Regions from separate parts of the Homo sapiens genome. Here region 1 is linked to region 2. The links are chromatin loops, found by intact Hi-C in ENCODE. Cell type or tissue: PC-9. All regions are shown on one strand. Each heading gives the region's core, and the rest is flanking DNA. Links, peaks and the distances in the headings are about the cores only. Region 1 overlaps CALM2 (calmodulin 2). Region 2 overlaps CRIPT (CXXC repeat containing interactor of PDZ3 domain).

Region 1 (11,276 bases), core at 1,644-6,643, 530 kb before region 2:
TAAAAACCAAGAGAAAATGGATGGCTGAACTTTCAAACATTTGGTAAATATTATAGTACTGTAGTTCAGAGCTCTGGATTCTTTGCATTTTGCCTGCTGGGTGAGAAGGAATAAAAGTTTGTGCCTTTTTTTTTTTTTAATCACTTTAATTTCAAAACAATGTGTTTAACCATTTGTGGGAGTAATTTTCATTTTGTGAGCCTGAAGCATTTTGATTCAGTGGGAATTTCTGGTGATTTATATCTGGAATAGAAGTGAGCTTAAGTTTAGCTATTCTAACGTTGAAAAAGGAAGCAATGTTTCTATTGGATTCTAAAGTATATTTTCAAAAATATTCTGAAGTATTTGTATATCTTAAACTTGGAGTTAAGACAGCTTAGCTTTGAAGATAAGAGAAACTAGATGTGTGCATTTTCTATCCAGATGTGTTTGTTGCTGGAACTAAATGAAACAGTACATGGTAACCCTTGAAAGGTTTTAAACTTGTTTCTGTAACTGCTAATCTACATACTCTCAAGTCACTAACCTTCCTCTTTGATCTCTTTGTAGGCTGACCAACTGACTGAAGAGCAGATTGCAGGTGAGAAATACTCAGCTAGATTGTACCCATTAGATTCTTATTATAAATTGAATAGCCAACGTCAGAATAAGAGACTTGTATGAAATAATTGACTTTGGTATATGTCATGGATACTAACATATGGGTATAATATAATACAGTAATTCAACCTGCTTTGGCAAGTGGGATTGTAAACTTGCCGATGGAAGATGTGCAGGGCTAATTGTAGTTAAAGACATGTATTTTAGTCTGCGTGGATATACTTTGGAGCCTTGTGGTGTAGTGGTGGTCTTTGTTTTGTTTTCTGAAGACTACCTTAGTATAAAACAGGAATTCTGGGCTAGCTAACACGCTAGAAAAGGAGGCCAAGAAGTAACTAAGGCAACTTGAAATGGAGAATCAAAAAAGGAACAATTGAATTTACCCTAGTTAAAATTAGCTAACATTTTAACCTAAGAATTGCATATATAATCAGTCAGGGAATAACCATTTCTCAAGTGAAAAAATTTAAGAAGTTGGCATTCTATTCTATAAATGTCACTGTAGCAATGTGGATTTTTCTCTTAAAAAACAGTGACAGCTGTTGAAATGAAGCCGCTTAAATCTTGTCCCTTTTAGTTTGCTATGGAAGTATGCAAAATTATTACATAAAACCTGATGTCATGTTCTCTTTATGCCATGCCATAGAACATTAATACTTTTGATTTATCCTTGTACATTGAGATGGCTGGTTAATGTCAATGTTGGGGAAACTTTTTTTTCCCCCCTTGCCGGAGTTGTTTTTTTTTTTTATTGTAGTGTTGAAATGCTTTGCAAACTATTCCTTTGTTTTCATTAGACACTTTTATTAGCATGAGCACCAAGCAGTTTATTTGCCACAGTTTTCACAGTAAGCAGGAAGGGTTTGATAAGAGCTCAAAAGCACTTGAGCACTTTTTCTTAGGCTGGAGAAAACTGAGAAGCCCAGTTGGAACTATATAGCCCATTTAAAGCAAGCTCCCCACTTCCATAAGCATATAGAAGTTTGGGGGATACCAGAATTACACTAGTCACCTCAAATACTATTTGATAGGACTGTAGGTAGAAAGCTATTAGTATTAAAGACAAATTTAAGCAGGTTTTATTTTTATTTATTGTGTAATTTGACTTAAACTTAGTTTTTACTTTCTGAGGTTGGTAAATTACATGTATTGACTGTTATGAACAAAAAGCAAACAGTTTTGGGAATAATTTTTTTTTTGTTGAGTTACACTGTTTTAAAGGTATCACCTATTTGATCTCATGTCTCCTCAAAAAAAATAGACTGGGCCTGATGGCTGGTAATCTTATCACTTTGGGAGGCTGAGGCAGCAGGATCACTTGAGCCCAGGAGTTTGAGACCAGCCTGGGCAACATAGTGAGACCCCATCTCTACAAAGTAAATGTATCGTCAAAATGTTTTTCTGAAGTAGTTTTTTTTATAAATATACTGTCTCCTTCCCAAATTGTCTCAGGCTGTCTAATACTTTCACTCTTAAACTCTGACCTTCTGTAATACATTTCTTAATATTCCCAGTCAGGTACAGGTACCAACTGTATGCAGTACAGCATGTTCACTTTAGGGTAGAAAACGTTACTCAGTGTGCCATTGCATAGTTGATGGTCTGCTCTCTTAAACAACTCTTTGAAAAGAAAGTTTGTTGGCCGGGCGCAGTGGCTCACGCCTGTAATTCCAGCACTTTGGGAGGCCGAGGCGGATCACTTGAGGTCAGGAGTTCATGACCAGCCTGGCCAACGTGGTGAAACCCCATCTCTCCTAAAAATACAAAAATTAGCCAGGCATGGTGGCGTGCACCTGTAATCCCAGCCACTCAGGAGGCTGATGCAGGAGAATCACTTGAACCTGGGAGGCAGAGGTTGCAGTGAGGCAAGATCATGCCACTGCACTCCAGCCTGGGCAACAGAGCGAGACTTTGCCTCAAAAAAAAAAAAGTTTGTGTCTATTGAATATAAGAGGATCCCTCTTCAGTGATTGATAGCATTTTTATTTTTTAATTTATTTTGAGACAGTTTCACTCTTGTTGCCCAGGCTGGAGTGCAGTGGCTCAACTTCTGTCTCCCGGGTTCAAGCTGTTCTGCTTCAGTCTCCCGAGTAGCTGGGATTAGAGGCATGCACCACCTGGCTATTTTTGTATTTTTAGTAGAGATGGGGTTTCTCCATGTTGGTCAGGCTGGTCTCAAACTCGCAACCTCAGGTGATCCACCCGCCTCAGCCTCCTAAAGTGCTGGGATTACAGGTGTGAATCACCATGCCTGGCCTGGTAGAATTCTTATAAAGAATACTTGTAGTTCATCAAAACTGTGACATTCAGGACCTGTTCTCTTTATTGTCTTTAAGTTAAATCCTATCTTTTCTTGGCTTTCATCATAAAATTAGGTTTCCAATGGGAGTAGAGGGAAAAAAATCTGTTCTTAGGTTCTCTTCTTATCCTGCCTTTTCCTAGACCACAGATTTCTTTAAAGCCATTCCTTGGACCTCCAGGTTTCAGTTAAGATTTAGGGCAGAGGAACCAAAACTTCTATGCTACTAAAATAAAAATCATGTGCGGTCAGGGACCTTTTTGTTCTACTTTGTAGGCCCGGTACCTGCCACATAGTAATCATTGAATATTCCTTGAATAAATTTTATTCTCAATGAGTGTGTAACACAAAAAAGTTCTAGAGCACTACTATCCTAAGATTTCTGCCTACTCTCCAAGTCCCTTCCTCCCAAATTTGGTATATTTCAGTGTTTACCTTTGAGATGAAGGCAATTTTTTAATCTGGTAAATTGTAATTGTTGGTGGCTGGGCATGGTGGCGCATGTCTAATCCCAACACTTTGGGAGGCTGAGGCAGTGGGATTGCTTGAGCCCAGGAGTTCAAGACCAGTCTGGGCAACACAGCAAGACCCTGTCTCAAAGAAAAGAAAAAAAAATTTTTTTTTTTTTTTTTTTAGTTGTAAGTGCTGGTGACCGCTAACATCCTTGTGTAGATGAAGTTACTAAATTTTTTTTTTTTTTTTTTTTTTTTTTTTTTTTTTTGAGACGGAGCTTCACTCTCTTGCCCAGGCTGGAGTGCAGTAGCATGATCTTGGCTCACTGCAACCTTTGCTGTCCAACTTCAAGCAATTCTCCTGGCTCAGTCTCCCAAGTAGCTGGGATTACAGGCGTGCACCACCACACCCGGCTAGTTTTTGTATTTTTAGGAGAGATGGGGTTTCACCATGTTGGCCAGGCTGGTCTTGAACTGCTGACGTCAGGTGATCCGCTTACCTTGACCTCCCAAAGTGTTGGGATTACAGGCATGAGCCACTGCTCCCGGCCTAAAATTTTTTATATTACTTGGTCGTATAAAGCATTCCAGTCTAGTATGACATCACTAACAATTTCATTTTGTTGATAACTCTGCCATGATGTCATTAGTTGTTGCTGTTTGACTTTTGGAAGACTGATAGGAAAAATGTACAGTATTTTTTCCTTAAGAAGTCTGTACCTAAACTTTCATTAAATTTTCAAGGTCCAAATTTGTTTGAGAAAAATATTAATATTACTCAATGTATAGCAACAACTGCATGAAGCGCCAAAAGAGTTCCAGTACATGATCTTTAAGGGATTATTAAGTTCAGAATTTTGTGAAGAAATAGAAGTTAATAAACAGTCATTTGATTTGTTTTGTAATTGTCTTGTGATAACCTATTTTAATAAAATTTTTAAAACATGTTATTTTAATAAAATTATATGTTTAGGTAATAAACTAATTAGGGAAGGGCCTTGGGGTTGCTAATGAACAAATAAAACTTGAGTAATAGATTTTTCTGAAAGTTTCAGTTTGGTCAGCTAAAATGGATTTTGGTAGGTTCCTTATATCTATCAATTATGTAGAAGATAGCTGTTCTGTGGCATTCAGGACCTGTTCTCTTTATTGTGTGTTTAGGTTTTGACTCTTGGATTTAATTTCAGGTCATTCCTGGGAGTTACAGTTTAGAATTATATGCTTCTATACATAAAGATTACGCTAGTTCTGAAGTACAGGAAAACTGTAAAGGCAGGTGAATTAAAATTTTACTTTGGGGTTTATTATTTTGAGTTTTTACAGGTATTTTTTACTCTTTAGTATAAAAATACAAGTAAAAATTTGGAATAAACCTTGACCTTTAAAAGAAATGTTATTTGTTCCTTTCTTGAATGAATAACAAATGGTATTAGCATAGATACGGTTTTATTTTCTGCATTTTACTTATTCTAGCAAACATTTTAAGTGTTATTAGATTTTTAAATTTCTCGAAAGTTATACATAGTCTTACACTATGCATCTTCCAGTATTTAGCTTTTTGTTAAATCATGTAATAGAAAGGTGATTACTGCTAATTAAACATTGGGAATTTATGCACCTAATGGTGGTGTTAAAAGATACCCATAGCAGAGAATGTAATATAAACAAATACCTCAAAGTCCTTTAATTTTCTTGTAACCTAAATTAGGTGAAAGGTGCAATGTGTCTGAACTCCAATATATGTATTTCTAGATATTTCTACATTCTGTTTAAAAACAGTAAAATTGAAATGTCTTTATCAATTGTGCTATTTGTAGGTGGAGACTCCCTGATCTATTTTTGTCATTAGGTTGATCTAGGTTAGCACTGTATACTATCTTCATAAAATCAATTAGTGTGGTATGAACCTTCTGATTGGTATTAGATGAGTTCCTCTATAAACCAGTAATATTTAAATAAGAAAGAATGCAGTTAGGAGGCAATTGTAATAGCCCTGGCAAAGGACGATGGAGCCTTGAACCAAAATACTGGTTGTAGAGATGGAGGAAAAATCAGGCAGTATTTAAATGATAGAATTCGAGACCTGTTGACAGATTTCAGACTGAAAGAGTTAAAAGTGGCTCTTGGGCTTTTGCTAGTACCTTTAGGGTTGCCTGGGAGTATAGAATTCATTTTCATATGTTTTGCTTGTCATCAGCCAGGGGAGCTATATCCTGTAGACAGCCAGAAATAAAGACATTTATTGAGCGAGATGGGTAGACTAAAGATATCTTCGTTGTAAGTGGGTATAGATGAAGTGGCCAAGGAGTGGAAAAAAAGGATAAAATTGGTCACATCTAGACATAAGAGACAGGAGTAAGAGCCTTTGGCAGTATATGGTAGGAGGAAAATCAAAGTACTGTTACGAAGGCCAAGAAAAATTTTGAGAGTTTTTCCATGCAGTTTTGGATGCTGCAAAAAAATGAGATAGTCTTTATCTTGACATTTATTAAGTATGTATTTGTTGGACATAGTTCTAAGTGTTTGACACATACTAATTTTTTTATGGGGGGTGACCAGGTGAATACCCCTTGTGGGCATGGTATACTGTGTCACCCCACTTACTGGGCACATTTATGTCATTTCACAGAAATGAGGAAGCTGAGGCAGAAAAGGTTTAGTAGCTTGTCCATATTGCATTGCCAGAAGAAGAAACAGAGCTAGGAAATTCTAACCCAGTAGTCAAGTTACAAAGTCTCATTTTAGTTTCTATGCCATATGGCTTCACATTGAAGCATGCTTGATGGATTGGGTGACTGACTAGTAGTCATTGGTAAACTCAGCATTTTCAGGTGATGAGTTGGAGCTGGATGTCATTTTAAAATAGTGGATTGTTTGGAGAGAGGAAATTGGTATGAGTAGTAGTGCCTTCCAAAATTTGGGGAGGGATAAGGGCAAGCATTTAAAATATAACTAAGGTTTCAATTTAGTTTTAGGCTAAGCGATGTGAAGATATTTATGTGGTAATGGGCAAATTAGTGGAAGAATAGTTGAGTCCAGGGAAGAGGTAATACGGAATGAAACTGGAAGGTGTACGCGAATTGGAGTTAGGGATAAGCAGGCAGGGAATAAATTGGCCTTGGACCGTAAAGAAGGTACACCATTTCTTACACATGTGTCACATAAATTTTCAAATGTATGGCTATGTTGGGAAAGCTTAATGGCCCAATGAACTTGGAAACTTTTTGTATTCATTTGCTGATAGGGTCTAATATTTTCTGGGAAATGACTTACTTGGAAAATACTAGCTTTATTATTTACTGATTGGTATAACTTTGCAGTATCAAAGTTAGTCTGTTTTAGTTTCTTTCTTTCTTTTTTTTTTTTTGAGACAAGTCTCACTCTGTTGCCCAAGCTGGAGTGCAGTGGTGTGATCTCGGCTCACTGCAACCTCCGCCTCTCGGGTTCAAGCAGTTCTGCTGCTGCAGCCTCCCCAGTAGCTGGGACTACAGGCGCACGCCGCCACACCCAGCTTGTGTGTGTGTTTGTGTTTTAATAGAGACGGGGGACTACAGGCCCACGCTGCCACACCCAGCGTGTGTGTGTGTGTGTGTGTGTGTGTGTGTGTGTGTGTGTTTTAGTAGAGACGGGGGACTACAGGCACACGCCGCCACACCCAGCTTGTGTGTGTGTGTGTTTTAGTAGAGACGGGGTTTCTTTTCTTTTTCTTCTTTTTTTTTTTTTTTGAGACGGAGTCTCGCTCTGTCGCCCAGGCTGGAGTGCAGTGGCGCAATATCAGCTCACTGCAAGCTCTGCCTCCCAGGTTCACGCCATTCTCCTGCCTCAGCCTCCCGAGTAGCTGGGACTATAGGCGCCCGCCACCACGCCCGGCTAATTTTTTTGTATTTTTAGTAGAGATGGGGTTTCACCGTGTTAGCCAGGATGGTCTCGATCTCCTGACCTCATGATCCACCCGCCTCAGCCTCCCAAAGTGCTGGGATTACAGGCTTGAGCCACCGCGCCCGGCCTGAGACGGGGTTTCACCCTGTTGTTCAGGCTGGTCTGGAACTCACCCTGAGCTCAGGCAGTCTGCCCACCTTGGCCTCCCAAAGTGCTAGGATTACAGGTGTGAGCCACTGCACCTGGCTTGTTTTAGTTTATCTGTAAATGGTGAATGAAGCCAGGTAGTCTGGAGTGTTGCACCAGCAGGAGGTTTCCATGTAATCTAGTGATGTATTAGAAGGAACATATAGCCGGGCACAGTGGCTCATGCCCTGTAATCCCAGCACTTTGGGAGGCAGAGACAGGCGGATCACCTGAGGTTGGGAGTTCGAGGCCAGCCTGACCAACGTGGAGAAACCCCATCTCTACTAAAAATAGAAAATTAGCTGGGCGTGGTGGTGCATGCCTGTAATTCCAGCTACTCGGGAGGCTGAGGCAGGAGAATTGCTTGATCCTGGGAGGAGGAGGTTGCGGTGGGCTGAGATTGCACCATTGCACTCCAGCCTGGACAACAAGAGCGAAAGTCCATCTCAAAAAAAAAAACAACAGCAGGAAGGAACATACTATCACAACAAGATGTTGAGGAATAATCAGTTTCACTATATAAGGTTGGGGTTTTAATATTCCAAAGAAAGCTCAAAATGATCTTTGTTCTCAGTGACATGCATTTAGCTAAAACTGGACATTTATATCTTGATCAGCCCATTGTTATAGACTCTTTATATAGTCCCTTCTCCTGCCTTACTAGAAAGGGAAAGTAGCCTGTTTTAATTTAGTAGGTGATTGATTTAGACATAGTGGCTAACTCTAAACACAGTATACAGAAACAGTTTAATTACTCTGTAGAAATACGTATTTGGGTACCAGTAGTCTTATTTTTGTTTTGTGAGTGTAGGTTAGGTCTGTAATTTTGAATTATGTTCCACAGAGCAGCTTCAGTGACAGAGGAGCCAGTCATTTGGGGATTTGGTTCTTTTCCTCTGTAAACCTAGGATAATTTTACTTAGGTCAGCATGAAAGTACAGTGGTATGATTGGTCAAAGATATATTTGAAATATTATCATAAGGTATCATAAAGATTGGTTAATCTTTAGGAGTCAAAGTCACATTTCAATTGCTACCTCCATTGGTATTTTTCCGTTAAAAGTTTTTGGGTTTTTCTGAGACGTGGGGTCTTACAGTTTGGCCAGGCTGAAGTGCAGTGGCTGTTCACTGGCACGATCCCACCACTGAGTAGGCTTTAAGAGTTAATACGTTTCATTTAGGTTACATTTTATTATTAATCTGTGTATTTGGATTGTGGTCTTTCTTTCAAACAGAATTCAAAGAAGCTTTTTCACTATTTGACAAAGATGGTGATGGAACTATAACAACAAAGGAATTGGGAACTGTAATGAGATCTCTTGGGCAGAATCCCACAGAAGCAGAGTTACAGGACATGATTAATGAAGTAGATGCTGATGGTAAGTCTTCAATTTTGTGGGGCTGGGAGGGGTTGAAGAAGTGATACTTAGATGTTTCCACTAAACCTTTGCTGTTTGCTTATATGTTTCCACTAAAGCTTTGATGTTTCCACTAAACCATTTCAGGTAATGGCACAATTGACTTCCCTGAATTTCTGACAATGATGGCAAGAAAAATGAAAGACACAGACAGTGAAGAAGAAATTAGAGAAGCATTCCGTGTGTTTGATAAGGTACGTCAAGGACTGGATATGTTAAATTTTGAGGATGAAATGAAGATACCAGGACTCATTATGAAGACTTGTGTTTTTTTGGTTGTTTTTTTTTTTTTTTTTTTTTTTTTTTTTGATGATTTACCAACATATTTTAATTACCAAGCAAAAGCTTTTTAAGAATTCAGTATAGACTTTCTAATATATGTATTGCGTTCATCTTGTCAAAGGAGGTGTCACTTGACTTTGGGACTAGGAAATAATGATTTCAATGTAGGACATTTTGCTTGGCTCTTAATGACATTTGTAGGTCAACTGTGTAGATTTGTATGCATTTCTAAAGTATGTTTTTCCCCCAATGTGAAATTTAGTAGTAAACTTAATAAATTTCCATTCCAACTCTCAAGTCTGTAATTTGACTCAGAAACTATACTAAATTTTTTGCTAGGATGGCAATGGCTATATTAGTGCTGCAGAACTTCGCCATGTGATGACAAACCTTGGAGAGAAGTTAACAGATGAAGAAGTTGATGAAATGATCAGGGAAGCAGATATTGATGGTGATGGTCAAGTAAACTATGAAGGTAAATGTTTCAGTCTCACGCCTCATTCTTCACTTTGATTTTTAAGATAAGAGGCTCTTTGTTAGGGAACTGATCGAAATTAGTGACCCTTCCCCTGAAATTAGGTTGCTAAAACAGTTACTTACATTTAACCTTCTTAAAATTCAGAGTGTTGTCTGCAGACTAGGTAACATTGCTCTGACTTGAGAACTTAATTTAGAAATATTTACTATCAGGTTCTATCCCTACACCTGGAATCAGCATTTTAATAGGATTCTTGGGTGATTCATGTATAAAGTTTGAGAAGCACTGTTCAGTGTTTGTGTGATTGTGGAACAATGTGGAAAGCAAACTTATTCCAAGTTTCCTAAAATGAAATTAATGTGACTTTCTTTCCCCGCACTGTATTGTCTTTTTTCTTTAATTGGCTTTAGTCTGAAACTGAAGTTTACATGTGCTTCAAAAGTATCGTATCTACTAACTTTTAAGATGGCCATATCAGGAAGCAAGGCATATGAAACTGAAGGATTTTGAGTAAAACTCTGTATTTTTTTCATGATGTAACTACTTAACTTAGAAAAGAGCATAAAATGTAATGTTATAAAAATTAAACCTAGCCCATAGCATTGAATTTACAATATTGTCTTGTAATCCAGCAGACTTAAAATTCAAGTCTAAACTAAGAGCCAAGAATGCTCTTTTTTATATTGGCCTATCTAAAGCGTTAATTTGGCTCTTACTAATAAACCTGAATAGTTATGGTTAATGAAGTTCCAGCCTGGGCAATAAACTAGCTTCCCTCTGTACTTAATGGTAATTCTGAGGAAAGAGAGGAATGGAAAGAGTACTCAGTAATTGAGTAAATGTGATTTTTTTTTTTTTTTTTTTTTTTTGGTCTTTTGCTATTGACTCATTTTTTGTGTACTTCTTCTTTTTCAGAGTTTGTACAAATGATGACAGCAAAGTGAAGACCTTGTACAGAATGTGTTAAATTTCTTGTACAAAATTGTTTATTTGCCTTTTCTTTGTTTGTAACTTATCTGTAAAAGGTTTCTCCCTACTGTCAAAAAAATATGCATGTATAGTAATTAGGACTTCATTCCTCCATGTTTTCTTCCCTTATCTTACTGTCATTGTCCTAAAACCTTATTTTAGAAAATTGATCAAGTAACATGTTGCATGTGGCTTACTCTGGATATATCTAAGCCCTTCTGCACATCTAAACTTAGATGGAGTTGGTCAAATGAGGGAACATCTGGGTTATGCCTTTTTTAAAGTAGTTTTCTTTAGGAACTGTCAGCATGTTGTTGTTGAAGTGTGGAGTTGTAACTCTGCGTGGACTATGGACAGTCAACAATATGTACTTAAAAGTTGCACTATTGCAAAACGGGTGTATTATCCAGGTACTCGTACACTATTTTTTTGTACTGCTGGTCCTGTACCAGAAACATTTTCTTTTATTGTTACTTGCTTTTTAAACTTTGTTTAGCCACTTAAAATCTGCTTATGGCACAATTTGCCTCAAAATCCATTCCAAGTTGTATATTTGTTTTCCAATAAAAAAATTACAATTTACCCAATGGTTGCTCTGCATCTGAGTCATTTAACTGTTGAAGTCTAATAATTTTGAAAATAAAATATGGCATTGGTTTCTGCTTGGTATAGTCTAGATAATTTTTTCTCGTGTGGGGAAGCATATGGAGATG
Region 2 (11,276 bases), core at 2,001-7,000:
GTAATTGATAGAACAAGTGGAAAAAAAATCAGTAAAGCCATAGAACTAAATAACAGCATTAACTAATTTGACCTATTGACATTTCTAGAACACTGATCCAACAAGCGCAAGATTGTTGTATTTTTTTCAAGCATATGGAGAGAATTCACCAAGATAAATCACATGCTGGGCCATACAGCTCAATTAAAAAAAAGCTGTTAATATACTCATAGGCAGAAGAGAAGCTAGTATACCCATGGAACAAGAATACTCTAAAAAATCATAGAATAATAACAGCAAAACCTTAGACATTATAAATACACAAGATAGAAGAAATGAAACACTACAGACATGTGACAAGATAAAGTGAGGAAATCTCCCATAAAGTAGAGGAAACTGCAAACACACATGCACACAAGGGGAATGGTAGAGAAAAGATGAAAACTTGTGTGACATCTGAATAAAAGGAGTTTTGGAAAGAGAACAGAAAATTTGGAGGGGAGAAAATAGTCACATACTACTTTAAGAAAATTTTCTTAAAGGACATTGGTGTCTAGACTAAAAGGGCCTATTGAGTATCCAGTATATTGGATGAAAATAGACTCACCCTAAAGCAAGTCATCATGAAATACTGAGGATGAATGAAAGATGCTACAAGTTTCCAGGGTGGTGGGAGCAATAAAGGATCTGAAATCACAATGGCTTCTTTCAACAGCGACACTGGGATCTAAAAGATAATAGAGCAATGCCTTCAACATTCTGAAGGCAAGTGCTTTTTATTTTGAATTTGATAACTTACCAAACTATCGATTAAACATGAGAGTAGAATAAAGACAAATTCTAGAAATCCAAGGTCTCAAAATTTTACCTTCCATGTATCCTTGATCAGGAATTTACTGGAGGATGTGCTCCAGGAAAACAATGGAGTGTTTGGGAAGCTGAGGTGGGAGGATCACTTGAGCCCAGGAGTTCAAGACTGTATTGGGCAACATAGCGAGACCCTGTCTCTACAAAAAAATAAAAAAAATTACTCGAGTGTGGTGGCGCATGTCTGTTGTTCCAGCTACTTGGGAGGCTGAGGCAGGAGGAATGCTTGAGCCCAGGGAAGTCAAGGCTGCAGTGAGCTGTGATTGCACCACTGCACTCCAGCCTGGGCGACAGAGCAAGACCCTGCCTCAAAACAAACCTAAGGAAACTAAGAAAAAGAAACAAACCTAAGGAAACTAAGAAAAAGAAAGACATAGTGATAAAGAAACAGGACATTCAACACGGAAGAGAGGTGTAGGGAAATCCAAAGGTGACAGCTGCACCAGGTGTAGATATAATCAGTTCATACTAGAGTGAATCTTAAGAGACAGGTACACTGGTGGCTATCATCACCAACATGCGTGCTGCCATTATCCTTTTTCATTTTTTAAATCTGAACCTGACCAAGTTTATCTGTATTTGGCTTGCCTAGATCATGTCCTGGTAAAATTCATGTGTCCTCCGCCACACCTTACAGCTTGGATCAGCTGAAGATACTCATTTCATCCTACAGACATGTTTTCTCTGACCCATTCCTGAGAGCTGGGGGTAATTAAGATTGAGTTTAGAAGGCAAATTCCTGCTGCTGTACATGGTCCACGGTACATGACCAGTGAATGGTCAGTACATGGTCTACGGTACAGGCTGGCCACATGCCTACACCATATCAAGTGCTATGCTCCCCAATACTCATTCGTTACTTTGCCTGCTGACTTTCTAGAAGGGTATTCTTGTATACTTTCCAAAACGCTGAAGCCGAAACTATGACTATGTGTAGCTTATCTTCTCTTAGGAACTTTTATTTTGTTTTGCCCTCTTTTGGCACAGATAGGTTTGTGCTTGCTCCTAAGCTTTTATGTTAAAACTTTCATGCTAATTTATATATAAAAATTGCAGAAAATATTAAACATACAATTGACAGATTTGATGACAGTAAAAAACAATAATATGAAGTAGGCTATTTCAGTTATCTCAGCAGAGGTGGGAGCAGGCAGTAAGAAAGGACTTGAAAAATGCAGTGGGTGTTACAAGACCCAAGGAAGTTTTGAAGGCACACAACACACACTTCACATCTCCCCATAAAGACATTTCTCCCTCTGTTCTTATGCACACCCTTCCCTCTTGAAATGTTCAATTGTCTGATCTTTTAAGTGTCAACTCTAATGTCTCTGCTTTAGAGAGGCCTACTCTGACCACACTCCTCACTCACTCTCTGTCACTTTTCACACTCTGTAAACATCTTGTTTACTTGGTTACTATGTACCTTTGCATAGTCACCACCTCAGTGTAAGCTCTGTGAGGGAAGAGAGCTTGTCTTGCTCACTACTGTATCCTTGGTGTTTGAAAGCGTCTGGCAAATATTAATCTCATCAAAAATGACGTTGAATGAATATTACTGAAGGAAGTTGGTTTTTCAAGTGAATGAAGAGGAAGCAAAAACAAAGTTGAAAACCACAAAAAAGTTAAATTACTTTTGAAACATGGAACCTCATTCATATTTGTTCTCTAAAGGTTTTGTCTTTTACATCTAAGTCCTGGGTTTGATTTTTGTGTGTGTGTGCACATATGGTTAAGAGATAGGAATCCAGTTTGAATTTACTGATGAATTTCCCCAGTGATCTACAATACTACCTGTCATATATCACTTTTACATATATGTAGTTATCTACTCCTGGTCTGTTTTTGTGTTGAATATCGTCTCAATATTTCAGCTTTAAAATATGCTTTGACATGTGGTAGAGCAGGTGTGTTACGAAAAATTTTAGGCCGGGCATGGTGGCTCATGCCTGTAATCCCAACACTTTGGGAGGCCGAGAAGGGTGGATCACAAGGTCAGGAGTTCAAGACCAGCCTGGCCAATATGGTGAAACCCCGTCTCTACTAAAAATACAAAGATTAGCTGGGCATGGTGGCAGGCGCCTGTAGTCCCAGCTACTTGGGAGGCTGAGGCAGGAGAATAGCTTGAACCCGCGAGGCAGAGGTTGCAGTGAGCCGAGATCGCACCACTGCACTCCAGCCTGTGTGACAGAGCGAGATTCCATCTCAAAACAGAAAAAGAAAAATTTTAAATATATATAAACGTAGAGAGAATAAGTTCTTCTGGAACTTTGGGTATATATCAGACCTTTTCCTTCTATTGTTCATGTCTCAATTTCTATTTCATATTTTTTTTCTAATGTCTTTGCTCATGAGTGATAATTACCTGTCATTTTGTTTTTTTTTTTTGAGACGAAATTTCACTCTTCCGCCAAGGCTGGAGTTAAGTGGTGCAATCTCGGCTCACTGCAACCTCCGCTACCGAGTTCAAGCAATTCTCCTGCCTCAGCCTCCCAAGTAGCTGGGATTACAGGCGCGTGCCACCACATCTGGCTAAATTTTATATTTTTAGTAGAGATGGAGTTTTGCCTTGTTGGCCAGGCTGGTCTCGAACTCCTGATCTCAGGTGATCCACCTGCCTTGGCCTCCCAAAATGCTGGGATTACAGGCATGAGCCACTGCGCCCGGCCTGTCATTTTCCTTTCTTTATAATACTTGCTTGGTTTTGGTAATTAGCCTTTTAAGTATTCTCATTTTTTCATTGTTTGAAAAAGTTGTGCAAGTTTGGAATTAGCTGTTATTAGAATTTTGGTATAACTTGCCTATAAAATCACGTCATTCTGGTGTTTCAATTATTGTTTTTTTAAGGAAACTATCCATTTCTTCTATTTTTTCAAATATAGATGCAACAAAGATCACAAAGAGACTGTTATGAGCTATCTTAACTCAATATATCTATTTTTTGAGACAGAGTCTGACTCTGTTGCCCAGGCTGCAGTGCAGTGGTGTGATCATGGCTCACTGCAACCTCCACCTCCTGGGCACAAGTGATCCTCCCACCTCAGCCGCCCAAGTAGCTGGAACTACAGGTGTGTGCCACCATAGGCAAGAGCCACTGCGCTTGGCTTTTTTTTTTTTTGAGGCAGGGTCTTACTCTGTTGCCCAGGCTGGAGTGCTGTAGTGTGACCATGGCTCACTGCAGCCTCAACATCTTGAGCTCAAGCAATCCTCTCATCTTAGCCTCCTGAGTAGCTGGGACTACAGGTGCACACCACTACATCTGGCTAATTAAAAAATTTTTTTTTGCAGAGACAGGGTCTCATGTTGCCCAGGCTGGTCTTGAACTCCTGGGATGAAACAATCCTCCTGCTTAGGCTTCCTAAAGTGCTAGGATTACTGGCATGAAACACCATGCCTGGCCTGTTTGTCATATTTTCTATCATTGGATCTTTGTGCCTAAGTTTTTGGAGAGGTTTCCAATTTTTTTCTTTCCCACTGTTCCTGGGGCTAAGGCCACGATACAAAAGTATTCCCACTGTCTTTCTCATCATATGCGAGGGGATATTCTAGTAAACACACTGAAACTGCTGCTTTTCAGGGCTCCATGCTTTGGGCACATATCTCTGATCTAACCTCCTCAACTTGCTCAAGTCCTGGGCTCTGTCTTCCACGCATACGATACCCTTTAAAGCATAGGCTTTAGACCCTGAGGGAATGGCGGATATTCCTAGGGCAAGCATTAGTACTTTTTTTGAATTTGTACTTGCCCTTTTTTCTAGCCTCAGAAGATAATCATTACCTCTTGATAGTTTAATCATACTCATGTTTTAAAATTATATATATATTTCCATATGTATATGCACAAGTGTGTTTATATACCTATTTTTTCAGGCTTTTTACTGTTGTTTAGCAAGTTTCTCTGGCAGTTGTTAGAAACTTGTCTATCTATCTGATCTTTAAATTGCTGTAATTGTAAATCTCTTAGCATGGCAAATTAAAAACTAAGAAAAGAGCATCATTGCCATCTGGTGGAGAGACCTACTATTACCAATCTAAATGAGACCCAATGATTCAGGCAAGGCCTTCTCATTCCTCCCACATTTAGTAACTGAGTCCTGTCAAATCTTTAATTATTAGGTCTTTCAAATCTGTCCCTTGACTTCCATTCTCCCAGTGCCTTAGTCTAGTTTCTTTTTTTTTTCTTTCTTTTTTTTTGCTAAAATCATTGCTTTTGAATTGGTCTCCTTCTTCTTCTTCTTCTTTTTTTTTTCTAAAGAGAAGGGGTCTCACTTTGTCACCCAGGCTGGAGTGGAATGGCATGATCACAGCTTACTGCCACCTTGAATTCCTAGGCTCAAGGGAACTCCTCCCATCTCAACCTTCAGAATAGCTGGGACAACAGGCGCATGCCACTGTACCCAGCTAATTTTTAAATTTTCTGTAGAGATGGGGTCTCACCATCTTGCCCAGACTGGTCTTCAACTCTTGGGCTCAAATGATCCTCTCGCCTCAGCCTCCCAAAGTGCTGGGATTACAGGTGTAAGCCACTACAGTTGGCTTTTCTCCCTTTAGTTACTATTCTTTCAAAATATTTTCCTTGTTCCTGTTGTCAATCTTATTTTTACACTTCCACATTAATTTGATGTTTTTGTTTTGTTTTCTTTGAGACAAAGTCTCACTCTATTGCCCAGGCTGGAGTGCAGTGGTGCTATCTGGGCTCATTGCAACCTCCACCTCCCGGGTTCAAGCGATTCTCCTGCCTCAGTCTCCTGATAGGTGAGATTACAGGTGTGCGCCACCACACCCAGCTAATTTTGTATTTTTAGTAGAGATGGGGTTTCACCATGTTAGCCAGGCTGGTCTTGAACTCCTGACCCCAGGTGATCCACCCACCTCAGCCTCCCAAAATGCTGGGATTACAGGCATGAGCCACTGCACCCGGCCTTAATTTGATGGGTTCTGTATCAAGTTCTTGCTTATGAGCAAAAACTGTGGAACCAATAACAGCAGTCTGGCTAGAGATGAGAACAATGTAGAAGTCCAATAAATGCTGTCTGAATTGAAAAAGTGGCACCATTTGCTCATTTGCCTAATTTATCTAGGAAGCAGTACACGCGCAGAAATTCCCAAGCTGTTTTCTATAATAACATATTAATGAACGACATTCACATGTGTAATACTCCTGTGGGCTTACCCAGAGTTTTTTTTTTTAAACTTAAAATTATTTTTAATTACAAAAGGCATACATACCTAACACTTTAAACATTCACAGTTTTGTGAATGAACAAATACACTGATAATGCTGAGTGCCAGGGTTTTGACTGTGGAAGAAGATAAAAGTAAGGAATAGGAAAAGGCAAGGAAGAACCCTGTAGCGGTTGGACTGGAACTGGAGATATCAGGAAAACTTGTGATTTCTAATACATGTTTCCTAGCTCTTTCTGTCAAAGGGGCCTAAAAGCAATGACAACCCAGGAGGCTCAGATCATGGTTTCTAAAAACCATTCTCCACTAAAAGAAACTAAGGCTCTTTGGAGAAATGGCTGATTCCAAGGCTTTAGTAGAATATTTTCCTTATAGTAGAATGCCACAGAATAAACACAGAAATAATAATACAATTGGAAGAATCCCCACTTGGCAACACCAGAGTAACAATTAATTCCACCAAGAAATATCACTGGATGCTAAAATGAGTGTGTGAAAGTTTGTTGAGAAACAAAATAGTTATCATCTGAAAGTATTTCCCCACAAAATGCTTACTAACTTAACGTAAAAAATTAGAAACTTTACAGTAGAGTAATATAGCAGATATCACCTAATACAAGTGATCAAAATTAACATCCTTGTAATGGGACAACTGACACCATGATACGGTGCACTGAAAAGAACAATGCCATTTCTGTGGTATCCCCGCCAAAAATGTATAAGCTCAGTCTAATCATCAAGAAATACCAGAAAAACCCAGATTAAGAGTTACTCTATAAAAAGTCTACGGGTTGGGAACAATAGACACTGAGGACTACTAGAGGAGGGAGGGAGGGAAGGTGCAAGGGTTGGAAAACTACCTATTGGGTACTATGCTCACTACCTGGGTGTCGGGATCAATGGTGCCCCAAACCTCAGCATCACGCAATATACCCATGTAACAAACTTGCACATATACTCCCTGAGTCTAAAATAAAAGTTGAAATTAAAAAAAAAAATACAACTGGCCCATAACCTTGGCATTTTGAAAGACTGGCTGAAGAACTGCTCCAGAATAAATGAGACTACAGACATGACAACTAAATGTAATGTTACTCCAGAGTGGATCCAGATCAGACTTTTTTTTTTTTTTGCATATTACTGAAACAATTAGCAAAATATGAAAAAGATTTGATAATAGTAAAGTATTAATGTTAATTTTCTGATTTTGGTAATTGTGCTATGGCTATGCAGGAAAACACCCTTGTTCTTTGGAAATACAAACTTAAGTAATTGGGGTAAAGAGGCACCACATCTAGTAAGGAATATTCAAATGGCTCAGAAAAAAGTACTTACTCGAAGTTGATGATAAAGGGAAACCTCTTCCTTACAGTAGAATGATGACTAATTAATACAGAAATAATAATAGAGTTAGAACAATCACAATTTTGGAAACATCCTAGTAAAAATTTATTCAGACAAGAATCGTCAAAGGATGCTAAACCTAGGAGGGGTAGATTTGATGAGGAACAGAATTGTCAACAAGGTCTCAAAGTTTCTCCTCACAAATTACCCACTAATTGCAAAAGGAAAAACAATAACGATACACTGGAGAAACTGGACATCTTACCCAAGTGATCAAAATTAGCATCACCAATAAGGGACAAATGGACATTCTGTGCATCTGGATGTATACCTGCAATACATATCACTTACAGCATTTCAACCCTCACTGCACTACCCCAATCTAACCATGAGGAAACATCAGAAAAACCCAAATAGAAGGATACTCTATCCTTTAGCTGTCCTGTATTTTTCAAATATATTACTATTATAAAAAACAAAGAAAAGCTGAGGAACTGCTCCAGATTAGAGGGTTATGGCAATACAACATATGATCCTAGGCTGGATCGTGGAGCTGAAAAAAATTACCAATAAAACAGCAAATGAAATTGAAATATGGACTGTAAAGTATTATGGCAATGTTAAATTTCTGAACTTGATAGCTGTACTTGGGTAAGACAGCATGCTTGTTCTTATGAAGTGCATGTGTAGTGTTAAAGGGTAAAGAGTATGATGTCTACAATATACTTTCTAATGGGTCGAGGATTCTAGGATACACACCCCCAGTTAAGGGAACTGGGAGTTAAAAGGTATTCGAAGGCTGCCATAAGGATGTAAAGAGTTAAGTCTCTACCCTTACACCCACTCCAGAGAAAAACAGTACTATTAGCTTCCTGTGTTTTCCACATGGATACAAAAACTTTTGCACACATATGTAATTCTTCTATCATTCTGACAGCTATATATTCTAATGGATGAATATATAAAATGTACTTAAGTGTTCTATTGGCATTTGTTTCTAGTATCTTTTATATTACAATCTGATATCTTAACAGATTCTTTCATCACTTTTACATTTATTTTGATAAAAGTTAGGTTTGGCTTTAATTCCTTGTTTTTAAACTTTTTTTCTGCATTTTTCAACTCTGGCTGTGGCATAAGGCCTTAATTCTGTCATCTTATTTGGTTATAGTGTCTGTTTGTATGTCTTCCTTTTAAAAATATTTTATGTTCATGTTTTGTTTTAGGGTTTTCCTCCTCATCTAGTAAATACTTCTATTCAATTTATGACCATCATTATTATTATTTAGAGAATATGGAGATGGTTCTGAGGTACAATACAACAAAAATCTTCATAGGAGAACCTAAGTGCGGCCACTGGATGATCCATTCATGGAAGGAGGCTACTCAAAGTATGAAGATAAAATGTGAGCTGGACAAGAACTACAAAACACGCTGAAAGAAATCAGAGATGACACAAACAAATGGAAAAACATTCCAAGCTCATGAGCTAGAAGAATCAATATCATTAAAATGGCCATACTGCCCAAAGCAATCCACAGATTCAATGCTATTCCTATCAAACTACAAACATCATTTTTCACAGAATTAGAAAAATCCTGCCGGGTCCAGTGGCTCACGCCTGTAATCCCAGCACTTTGGGAGGCTGAGGCGGGTGGATCACAACGTCAGGAGTTCAAGACCAGCCTGGCTAAGATGATGAAACCCCATCTCTACTAAAATTACATAAATTAGCTGGGCATGGTTGGCGGGCTCCTGTAATCCCAGCTATTTGGGAGGCTGAGGCAGGAGAATTGCTTGAACTCAGGAGGCAGAGGTTGCAGTGAGCTGAGATTGCACAGCTGCACTCAGAGCCTGGGAGACACAGCAAGACTCCGTCTCAAAAAAAAAAAAAAAGAAAAAATCCATTCTAAAATTCATATGGAACCAAAAAATCAATCCTAAGCAAATAAAACAAAGCTGAGGTATCACATTACCTGAGTTAAACTATACTATAAGGAAGCTACAGTAACCAAAACAGCATGGTACAGATATAAAAACAGACCCATAGACCAATGGAATGGAACAGACAGAAATAAAGCTACACACCTACAGCCATCTGACCTTTGACAAAGTTAACAAAAATAAGCAACAGAGAAAGGATTCCCTAATTCAATAAATGGTGCTGGAACAGCTGTCTAGCCATATGCAGAAGACTCAAACTGGACCCCTTTCACCATATATATAAAATTACCTCAAGATAGATTAAAGATTTAAATATAAGGGGCCGGGTGCAGTGGCTCATGCCTGTAATCCCAGCACTTTGGGAGACTGAGGTGGGTGGATCACTTGAGGCTCGGAATTCAAGACCAGCCTGGCCAACATGGTAAAACCCCATTCCTACTAAAAATAGAAAAATTAGCCAGGCGTGGTGGCATGTGCCTGTAATCCCAGTTAGGTTGGGAGGCTGAGGCATGAGAATCGCTTGAGCCTGGGAGGTGGAGGTTGTGGTGAGCCAAGATTGTACCACTGTACTCCAGCCTGGGCAACAGAAGGAGACTCTGTCTTTGGGGAAAAAAAAAAAAAAAGATTTAAATGTAAGACTTCAAGCTATAAGAGTCCTAGAAGAAAACCTACGAAATAACATCTGGACATCAGCTATGGGAAAGAACTTACGGCTAAGTCCTCAAAAGCAATTGCAACAAAAACAAAAATTGACAAGTGGAACCTAATCAAACTAAAGAGCTTCTGCACCGCAAAAGGAACTATCAATACAGTAAACAGACAACCTACAGAATGGGAGAGAATATTCACAAACTGTGCATCTGAAAAAGGTCTAATGTCCAAAATCTATAAGGAACTAAAACAATTCAGAAAACGAAAACCAAGTAACTCGTGGCCAGGTGTGGTGGCTCACTCCTGTAATCCCAGCACTTTGGGAGGCTGAGATGGGTGGATCACCTGAGGTCAGGAATTCGAGACCAGGCTGGCCAACATGGTGAAACCCTGTCTCTACTAAAAGTACCAAAATTAGCCACGCTTGGTGGCAGGCACCTGTAATCCCAGCAACTCAGGAGGCTGGGGCAGGAGAATCGCTTGAACCCGGGAGGTGGAGGTTGCAGTGAGCTGAGATGGTGCCATTGCACTCTAGCCTGGGTGACAACAGTGAAACTCCATCTCAAAACAAAAACAAAAACAAAAATACACACACACAAACAAAAACCCATTAAAAAAATGCCAAAAGACTTGAACAGACACTTCTCAAAAGACAACATACAAGCGGTTAACAAACATGAAAAAATGCTCAACATTACTAATCAGATAAATGCAAATCAAAACCACAATGAGTTACAATCTCACACCAGTCAGAATGGCTATTATCAAAAAGTCAAAAAAATAACAGATGCTGGTGAGGCTGTGGGAAAAACGGAATGCTTCAACACTGTAGAAGCCAGTGCAGTGTAGAATGCGCCTACACTGATGGAAATGCAAATTAGTTCAGCCACTGTGAAAGCAGTTTGGAGATTTCTCAAAGAAGTTAAAACAGAACTACCATTTGAACCAGCAATCCCATGACTGGATATAAATCCAAATGAAAATAAATTGTTCTACCAAAAAGACACATACACTCACATATTCATCACAGCACTATTCACAACAGCAAAGACACAGAATCAACCTAGATGCTCATTAATAGTGGACTGGATAAAGAAAATTGGTACATATACACCACAGAATACTATGCAGCCATAAAAAAGAATGAAAATCATGTCTTTTGCAGCAACATGGATGCAGCTGGAGGTCATTATAGTGAATATACACAGGAACAGAAAACCAAAGACCGCATGTTCTCACTTATCAGTGGGAACTAAGCAATGGGTACACATGGACATAAAAATGAGAACAGACATAGGGGACTACTGGAG

What was found. A loop is a pair of places that touch in the nucleus more often than their neighbours do. Peaks named below come from ENCODE experiments on the same cell type or tissue, not always from the same donor. Only the 100,000 strongest peaks of a DNase experiment are listed, where the experiment ranks them.
Region 1: a loop joins it to region 2, with 9 times the contacts of the local background. A loop is called at or near these places in 2 of 110 quality-filtered maps.

What each region holds. Positions count from the first base shown.
Region 1 is chr2:47,160,038-47,171,313 of GRCh38, reverse strand. CALM2 (calmodulin 2) reads left to right here. Exons shown (of 6, transcript NM_001743.6): 2 at 550-580; 3 at 8,652-8,795; 4 at 8,922-9,028; 5 at 9,456-9,591; 6 at 10,510-11,230. The coding sequence ends at 10,538. Among named protein-coding and RNA genes, the nearest start is that of STPG4, 10 kb to the right of the region's middle. In PC-9, for the core only: no CTCF peak of the experiment used is centred there; no DNase peak of the experiment used is centred there; H3K27ac peaks cover 3,408 bases.
Region 2 is chr2:46,626,104-46,637,379 of GRCh38, reverse strand. CRIPT (CXXC repeat containing interactor of PDZ3 domain) reads right to left here. Exons shown (of 5, transcript NM_014171.6): 5 at 7,204-11,276. Among named protein-coding and RNA genes, the nearest start is that of CRIPT, 15 kb to the right of the region's middle. RefSeq lists a silencer at 10,765-10,834. In PC-9, for the core only: CTCF peaks have their summits at 4,638 and 4,842 (motif pointing left); a DNase peak (open chromatin) is centred at 4,839.